2 separate regions of the Homo sapiens genome follow, and region 2 is linked to region 1. A link is a contact called in ENCODE POLR2A ChIA-PET data. All regions are on one chromosome and are shown on one strand. Each heading gives the region's core, a stretch centred on a gene start or an enhancer-like site at or near the end of the contact. The rest is flanking DNA. Distances are from core to core; before and after follow the strand shown.

The links. ChIA-PET counts read pairs that join two places held with the same protein, here RNA polymerase II (POLR2A).
Region 2: POLR2A ChIA-PET joins it to region 1 with 14 read pairs in BJ. The contact joins two enhancer-like sites. POLR2A ChIA-PET finds 5 or more read pairs at or near these places in 2 of 52 experiments (BJ and IMR-90).

Annotation. Positions count from the first base shown.
Region 1 is chr5:147,402,803-147,406,672 of GRCh38, reverse strand. It overlaps DPYSL3 (dihydropyrimidinase like 3), which reads left to right. Exons shown (of 14, transcript NM_001197294.2): 8 at 943-1,063. Among named protein-coding and RNA genes, the nearest start is that of DPYSL3, 110 kb to the left of the region's middle. Within about 2 kb of position 2,257, at least 22 of the 41 ENCODE cell types and tissues checked have a DNase peak (open chromatin) inside an H3K27ac peak, as active enhancers do.
Region 2 is chr5:149,435,939-149,440,339 of GRCh38, reverse strand. No RefSeq gene overlaps it. Among named protein-coding and RNA genes, the nearest start is that of MIR145, 7.5 kb to the right of the region's middle. Within about 2 kb of position 1,524, at least 3 of the 41 ENCODE cell types and tissues checked have a DNase peak (open chromatin) inside an H3K27ac peak, as active enhancers do.

The DNA.
Region 1 (3,870 bases), core at 1,008-3,507:
ACTTGAGAGTAACACAGACCCTCAACTGGTTAGAAAATATTATCAACAATAATATCAGTAGCCAACCCTCAAGGGGCACTTACCTTGTTTCCCCATTAGGAATGAGCTAACTGCTTTATAAGGATGAACTCATTTAATCCTCACCACAGCCCAACATGTCAGATCCTATTATCCTCAATTTACAGACAAGGAAACTGAGGCTTTGGGAGGTTGTGCAATGTACCCGAGGTCACCTAGCTTATAAGTGTCAGAACCAGGACTCAGAACCAGGCCATCTGAGAGAGCCTCAGCTCTCAGACCCTGCTTTGTTAATAAAATAAGGGAAAACTTCTAATTTCTTAATAAATGCCACTGGGTTGGTTAGCATATTTGAAAACATGAATTCTACATTAGGGTAAGATGGGAGAGATCAATTATAAAACAAGTCTTTGTGTTGAGAAACCTGGGAATTATTTTCGTAAGAAATGCCTCCTAAAATTAACCCTTTGCTGACCACTTACTGCTGCAGGAAAGGATTTGAGGAACCATGATGCCTAACTGCCTTGGCTGGTTATTTTAGACATAATGGTTTGCTATTGTGTTTGCCCAGAGATTCTGTCCTGAGAAGATTGAGGAGCAAAGGCTTTCATTCAGATGTCACCTTTGTGATAACCACAGAGGCTAAGGAAAAAGTACTTACCCTCTGCCAGACATTGCTCTCAGATGACAATGCTGTGCTATACTATTTTACTAGTGAGGGATAGAGGCACTGGGAAGCTGAGTAAAGTGACACAGTTAGGAAGTGGTAGATCTGAGATGTGGATATAGGCTATCTAATTCCAGATCCTGCCAAAATTATCCATAACCTTTGTGCAGCACTGCATCCTCACAGTTCGTGGAGGTGGGAGCCACCAGTTTGAGAGGTTCATGTTTCTATTGACTCCTGGAGACTTTTTCTTGCAGCTGGAAGCTGAGGCTGTGTTCCGTGCCATCACCATTGCCAGCCAAACCAATTGCCCTCTCTACGTCACAAAGGTCATGAGCAAGAGTGCAGCTGACCTCATCTCACAAGCCAGGAAAAAAGGTGATTTGTGTTTCCAAGATCTCGGAGCCCCTGATGGCACTGTGTGGCTCCTTCCCTCTCTGGTTGTCCTGTGTAATATAAATGGTGCCTACTTTGCTCATTGCCTTGCTCCCTAGGAAGCCGCTCTCCACATCCTGTGTGGATGGGAGGATCCTGGGATTTCTCCCACTTGGCATTTAAGTAAACTGAGGCTCAGGAAGGTTAGATGAGTTGTCCAAGATGACACAGCTTGAACCAGTTCTTCTGAGACTTTGTGCATCTTACTTCTCCCCTTGATCTTTGATTTTCAGTTCACCTTGTCTGAGTTTTATAAACGGACATATCAGTCAGGATTAAATTGGGTGCAAAATTCAAAGATCCTGCTCAAACTGGCTTAAACAAACACAAGTGAATAACCGATTGTAGGTGTTTCAGGTATGGCTAGATTGAGGGGCCTCAACAATGGTATTAGGTGTTTGTCACGCTTACTCCTTTCTTGGCTCTCTTTCCTCTGTTTGGTTTATGTTCAGTATGAACAGTTACAGAATAGATGCTGAGAGGCCCCTGTTGTCCTCAATTTTTGGCAGAGAGCATGATGGGAAAGTAAAATACACCTTTTCCAGCAGGTCAAGCAAAAGTCCCTAGGAGCACTGTGACTGGTCTGGCTTGGGTCATGTGCTCATCCCTGGACCAGTAAACACCCCGGGGATGATATAATCTGGCCAGGATTGAGGCCACAGTGCAGATGCAGGTCACACCTCCTGAGCCACTGAGACTAACACAAGTTATTTTAGAGAAGGGGTTGAGTGGGTCTCCAAAGCATATTGGCCACCATGGCCTTCATGACCCTGGCTGTGTCCCTGCTCCCTGTTGACTTCTGCTTCTTTTCTCCACTGGTGTTAACTTGGGCTTCCTTTGCTTGCCTTGTGCTTAGCTAAAGTTTTCAGAGCTTTCTTTTCTGTTTCTGGTTCTCATCCTCAGTGTCAGACTCGTGGGCTCAGTTGTGAGGCTGGGTAAGGGACGAGTGCAGGTGAGAAGCTGCAGATGTGTGGCTCTGTGTTGGGTTGTGAGAGGATTTACCAGGCCCAGTGATGTGGTTGCTACTGCTGCGTGCCAGTGGCCATTCTGGTAGTAGAGAGGCCCAACATGGGTGATTCATCTACCAAACTGGCCTGTGAAACTCCACGTGTGAGTGATTGCAGTAGCTAAAAATAGTCTCAGCTGACGCTGATGGCTGAGTGTTCAGATGCCTGGCCTTCTGGCACAGGGTGACCCTATTTTTCTTACAAGAGGGGAGGCTTTCACATTGTCTAGACACTCTTCCTAGCTGACAGATTCTGGGGCACCTCCTTCCTTCCTCTGTTCTTCGTAGGCCTGCTGTTTTCTCCTTAGCTTTTAGAAGTTTCAACTGACATGGAGTGGTTGCTCCACTGGGTATGAGTCATTGGGCGAGAACCAGGAAAGCAGCCCAGTGCTCCTCACTCATTCTTGGAGAAAAGCAAAGAAAAGAAAAAGAAGAAGTGTGTAGGAACTCCTTGTGCCCTCACCCAGTGCCGCACACACACACCCCTGCCAACTGTGACCACCCACCGCCCTCATGCCCTCTGCTGAGGCTGCATTCTGCCCGGGACCCATTCTTAGGGTGACCTAGGGCCGCTCGGGACAGGGTGTTTTAGTTATATGCTGGTCTTATTTTAAACTTCATGGACAAAAATTCCTAACCCTGAGCCTTTTGGCACATAATTCTCTGGCGAGCAGAACTAGTACAGCTGTGTCTCCGGGGTGGAATGGGGGTATTATTTCAGGGATGAAAAACTGGCTGCTGAGATTGAAGTCAGTAAACAACTCATGGACCGTCATTCTCAGGGAAACACCCAAGAGCATTCTTTGCAAGACAAAGTGTAGCAGGGTTTGCACTTCCCTCCTGAGCAGGATATGGTTGAAGTCTCAGTGTGTTTAGTCACCAATCATCAGGGCTCTTTAACTATATGGCTGCTCAGAATTAATATTAGAAAGCTACAATTTAATGAGGAACAGCTATGTGCCCTGCACTGACATAAATACTTTAATTTTTTTATTGTGTAGAATTCTCAAAGAACTCTGAGAAATAGGCATTTCTCAGAAATGCCTTTTTTCAGATGAAATTGCAGCACAACTTGTCCAGGATCTCCCAGCTGGGAGAGCTGGTATTCAAATCTAGGTGTAATTACTATCTTAGCTTCTTTTACTCTTCCATGCTAAACATAGTCCAGAGGGAGATTTCTTCCACTTTTAAGATTCTATTTCTTTCAATAGTAGTTGAGTGCTTGCTGTGACTTTCATTTCTTCATATCTTTATGGTCCTGTATCCTTTAGTGTGTAAGTATTTTTGGAGAGCCCTTGAATTCTCATCACTTGGATTTTTTTTTACTCTCACCCCCAAAAGCAGGGCTGTCCAATGTGAATCATTGCCATCGCTTCCTTCTTTTGCCTATGGCAGACATTACTAATTAATCATGAGTCTTTTCTACTGAGACCCCGCGCATTATTAGAATTTTTCCCTTCATGGAATTCTAGGCAACTATTACCAGTTGAATGGAGTTGAAACAAGGCAAAATCTATTTGTGATCCTGGCCATAGAGTGCAAACTTGTGGAGAATTTAACTGTGGAAGTTGGAGGACCAAAGTTAAAGAAGTGCAGGGCTGTATAGGGTAGCTTTGGCCCCAGATTTTGGCATAGAGAAACTTGGTACCAACCACCTAGCTATGAGCTAGCATTTGCTTTCTATATCACTATTCCTTCTTCTTAAAGAAGCTAAACAGCTTAGATCAGTGTATATTCCAATAGC
Region 2 (4,401 bases), core at 275-2,774, 2.0 Mb before region 1:
GCCCAGGCACAATCGCAGACATGCTATGTGACCTCTGGCAGGGAGCTTAGCTTTGCTGAGCCTCAGTTTCCATGTCTGTAGAATGGGCATGAGAATAGCTACCTCACAGCATCATGGGGAGGATTAAACATGAGCTGGCACTGGAGGCATCCCATAAACCACAAGCCACTAATAAAGGTGAGGGGGAGATATTATTGCCCTGGGATTAGCGGTGGCCCAGTTCAACCACTAGGAGGAGAGACGGGAAGGACAGACGCAGCCGGCAGGAGCCCAGGTTTTTCCAGTTAGGGTGTGTGCATGTGGGTGGGGAGAGGTGGAAAGGAGCACAGGAAGGAAGGTGGGGCCTCTGTTGCCAGCTGCTGAGTCACCCTCCTCTTTATTCTTCCTTTTACGTTAAAAAAAAAAAAGGTCTTAATTACTTTTTCTGCTTACAAAAGTGGCACATGCTCATCGTATAAAGTTCAAACAACATCAAAATATACAGTGTGGAAGGTAGCTCGTTTCCCATGCTTATGCTCCCCAGATGGAACCACAGTTGACATTTTGGTGTATGTTCTTCCAGATTTTTCTCTGGATGAACAGATGTCTATTTACTAATTAGAGAAGCAGATTCCTTGAAGATAATTTAATTTAATTTAATTAATTAATTAATTAATTTATTTTTTGAGATGGAGTCTCACTCTGTTGCCCAGACTGGAGTGCAGTGGCACGATCTCAGCTCACTGCAACCTCCATCTCCTGGGTTCAAGTGATTCTTCTGCCTCAGCCTCCAAAGTAGCTGGGATTACAGGTGTGCGTTGCCATAGCCAGCTAATTTTTGTATTTTTAGTAGAGAAGGGGTTTTGCCCTGTTGGCCAAGCGGGTCTCGAACTCCTGACCTCAGGTGATCTGCCCACCTTGGCCTCCCAAAGTGCTAGGATTACAGACCTGAGCCACTGTGCCCAGTCCTTTGAAGATAATTTAAAGTGAGGCAGAACTGTGTAATGGGTAGCCTCTCACCACCATCTCAGAACTAACCACTGTTAACAGCTTTGTAGGTATATGCTTGAATGTTTTATATGCATTTGTATCTACAAGTGGGCGTAAAGGTGGGGGGAGGCGTTAATGATTATAGACACAAAGGCCAAGACACCAGCGTACAACTCCCAATAGGTCACTAGTTTGGGCGAGTGACCTCTCTGAGTCTCATTTTCTTCCTCGGAAGATGAGAATTCCACCTTGTTTAGAGTGTGGCTGAGAAAATGAAATGAGATAAAGTATGCTGAGCTCAGCACAATGTCTGGCTCAGCCAGGATTAGCTATTGTTATAGGCCCACACAAAGAGTCTTTTCCTCCTGCAAAAATGGGATCATACTATGCATACACTCCTGCTTGGTTTGGAGGCAGAATTACGGGGAAAGATTAGTCATAGGGATCCTGAAATTTACATTGGAGATGAGAAGTCTTGCATTTAAATTCACAGAATTGGTTGTGCAAATGTAGACTGGGAGAAACCTGGATTTCACAAGCTGAATCATGGCCAACTCTGCCAGGTGGCTGCATCCCCAGATGCTGAGCTCTCTAAGGAGGGAGATGATGGGGCTTCTGTAGCCTGGGTTGCTCAGTCATCTGAGGCTTCCATTCCCCCTCCCTTGCCATGCGGTCTTCCAACTACCTACTTGAAACATTTTGAAACTTCTAAAACTTTCCTCCCTTCCCAATCCCCACCTCCTGCAAACCCGCTTTGTCCTCCAATCTCCCCAGCCACAGCAGAGGCACCAAAATGTGCCATTTGCTTAAACCAGACAGGGGAGGGGTGAGGAATGCTACATTCTGACTTTTCCCTCCCACAGATCACTTTCTCTTGGCCTTTCCTCCCACACGTGCCCACTCCGCCTCCATCCCACCACCCTATAGTTCATTCCCCACCCCACAGCTAGAAGAAATGTTTCAGTTTACTTCGGTCTTTTTGAGTAGGTAGCATGATGGGTTGAATGGTGGCATCCCAAAAGATATGTCCAAAGCTGGATTCCTAGGATCTGTGGGACTGCGACCTTGTTTGGAAAAAAGGATCTTTGCAGATGTAATTAAGTTAAGAATCTTGAGACGAAGAGATCATCCTGGATTATTTGAGTGGGTCCTAAATTCACTGACAAGTGTCTTAATCAGAGTCACATGGGGAAGATTTGACAGAAGGGGCCAGGTGTGGTGGCTCACGCCTGTAATCCCAACATTCTGGGGTGCTTTGCTTGAGCCCAGGAGTGTGAGACCAGCCGAGGCAACATGGCAGGACTTTGTCTCTACAAAAAAATATAAAAGTTAGTTGGGCACGGTGGTGCGCCTGTAATCCCAGCTACTCAGGTGGCTGAGGCATGAGAATTGCTCGAACCCAGGAGGTGAAGGTTGGAGTGATCAGAGATTGCACCACTGCACTCCAGCCTGGGCGATAGAGCCAGAACCTGTCTCAAAAAAAAAAAAAAAAAAAAAAAAAAACAGAGAGAAGGGGAGGAGGCCCTGTAACCACACAGACAGAGATTGGAGCAATGTCCTCGATGCACCAAGAAATGTGTGGCGCCCCAGAAGATGGAAGAGACAGGGAAGAGAAGCTCCCCACAGCCTTGGGAGGAAATGTGGCCCTGCCCACGCCCGGATTTGAACTTCTGGCCTCTGGAAATGTGAGAGAATAAATCGCTATTGTCTGAAGCCACCCAGTTTGTGACAGTTTGTTATGGCAGCCACAAGACAGGAATACAGATGATATCTACATATGGTTAAGATGTCAAAATGATGCAAGAGTGGGTATTGAGAAGTTTGCTTTCATAGGTAAACACTTTTATTAGGTCCTTTTGTATTTTTCCTGGGTTTCTTTATATAGATATAAAAAAGTATACAAGAGGAATACATTTGCTTTCCCTCCCTGCCCCGTTTAGGAGTGATCTTTTAATTTTACTTTTTTTTTTTTTTTTGAGACAGAGTCTTGTTCTGTTGCCCAGGCTGGAGTGCAGTGGAACAATCTTGGCTCACTGCAACCTCCCGAGTAGCTGAGATTACAGGCATGTGCCACCCTGCCTGGCTAATTTTTGTATTTTTAGTAGAGACGGGGTTTTGCCATGTTGGTCTTAAACTCCTGATATCAAGTGATCCACCTGCCTCAGCCTCCCAAAGTGTTGGGATTACGGGTGTGAGCCACCGTGCCTGGCCAGGAGTGATCTTTTAAAATGTGTATCTGACGCTGTCAGTCACGCACTTAGATGAGATCCAAACTCCTCAAGTGGGCTACGCGGCTCCACCCAACCTGGCCTCTGTGCCCCTCTGACCCCATCCCATGGTCTCCTCTTGTCCTCTAGGCTCCAGCCCCACTGTCCTCCTGCATGAAGATCCCACTCTTTTTCTTCTTCTTCTTTTTTTTTTTGAGATGGAGTCTCACTCTGTTACCCAGGCTGGAGTGCAGTGGCGTAATCTCGGCTCACTGCAACCTCTGCCTCCCGGGTTCAAGCAATTCTCCTGCCTCAGCCTCCCAAGTAGCTGGGATTACAGGCTCCCGCCACCACACCCTGCTAATTTTTGTATTTTTAGTAGAGATGGGGTTTCACCATGTTGGCCAGGCTGGTCTCGCACTCCTGACCTCAGGTGATCTGCTTGCCTTAGCCTCCCAAAGTGCTGGAATTACAGGTGTGAGCCACTGCACCCGGCCAATCCCGCCCTCCTTCTGCCAGGTCTTGGTGCCATCCTTGCTCCTGCCTGGACCCCCCAGACCCTTCAGTCCCCACTGTCTTCCTGTAATTCCTACTGAAATTTCATCTCCCCCGAGAAGTCCTCCCTGAACTCCCAATTTAAAATAGCTCCTTTGTTTTTGGCTCTTCTTATCATACCACCCTGTTTACAAAGTGTGAATTCCTGCATTTCACCGAATGTATGCCAATATAAAATTGTCTTGATGATGTTTTATGTATTTTTCCTTCTACCTAATACTATAAATACATCTGTCTCTTTGTTTGTTCCTGTTCCCCGTACCCTACTCTAGACTGTAAATTGAACTGGAATCTGTTTTGTTCACCCCTCCATCCTGGGTGCTGGAAATGGTGCCTGGAACATAGCAAGCCTTCCATAAACATTTGTCAAATACATAAACGAATACTGAAGGCCAAGTACTTTATGGAAACCATGACATACACTAAAGAAAGAGTTCTTAGGTTTTCTCTAAAATAGCTCTCAAATAGCGGGCAGCATTTTGTGTGTGCATGTGTTATTCAGGACCACGGCATCCTATTTCACCTCCTTTGTGTGGGCCATTGAGCCATACCCTGCAGCCATTTCAGGGTGCCCTTCCTGCTGTCCCCTTCTCAGAGAGGCAGCTCTCAGGGAGCCTTGGGAACCTTTCTTTCTGAAGCAGAAAAAAAGTCTCTCTCCTGAGCCAACTTC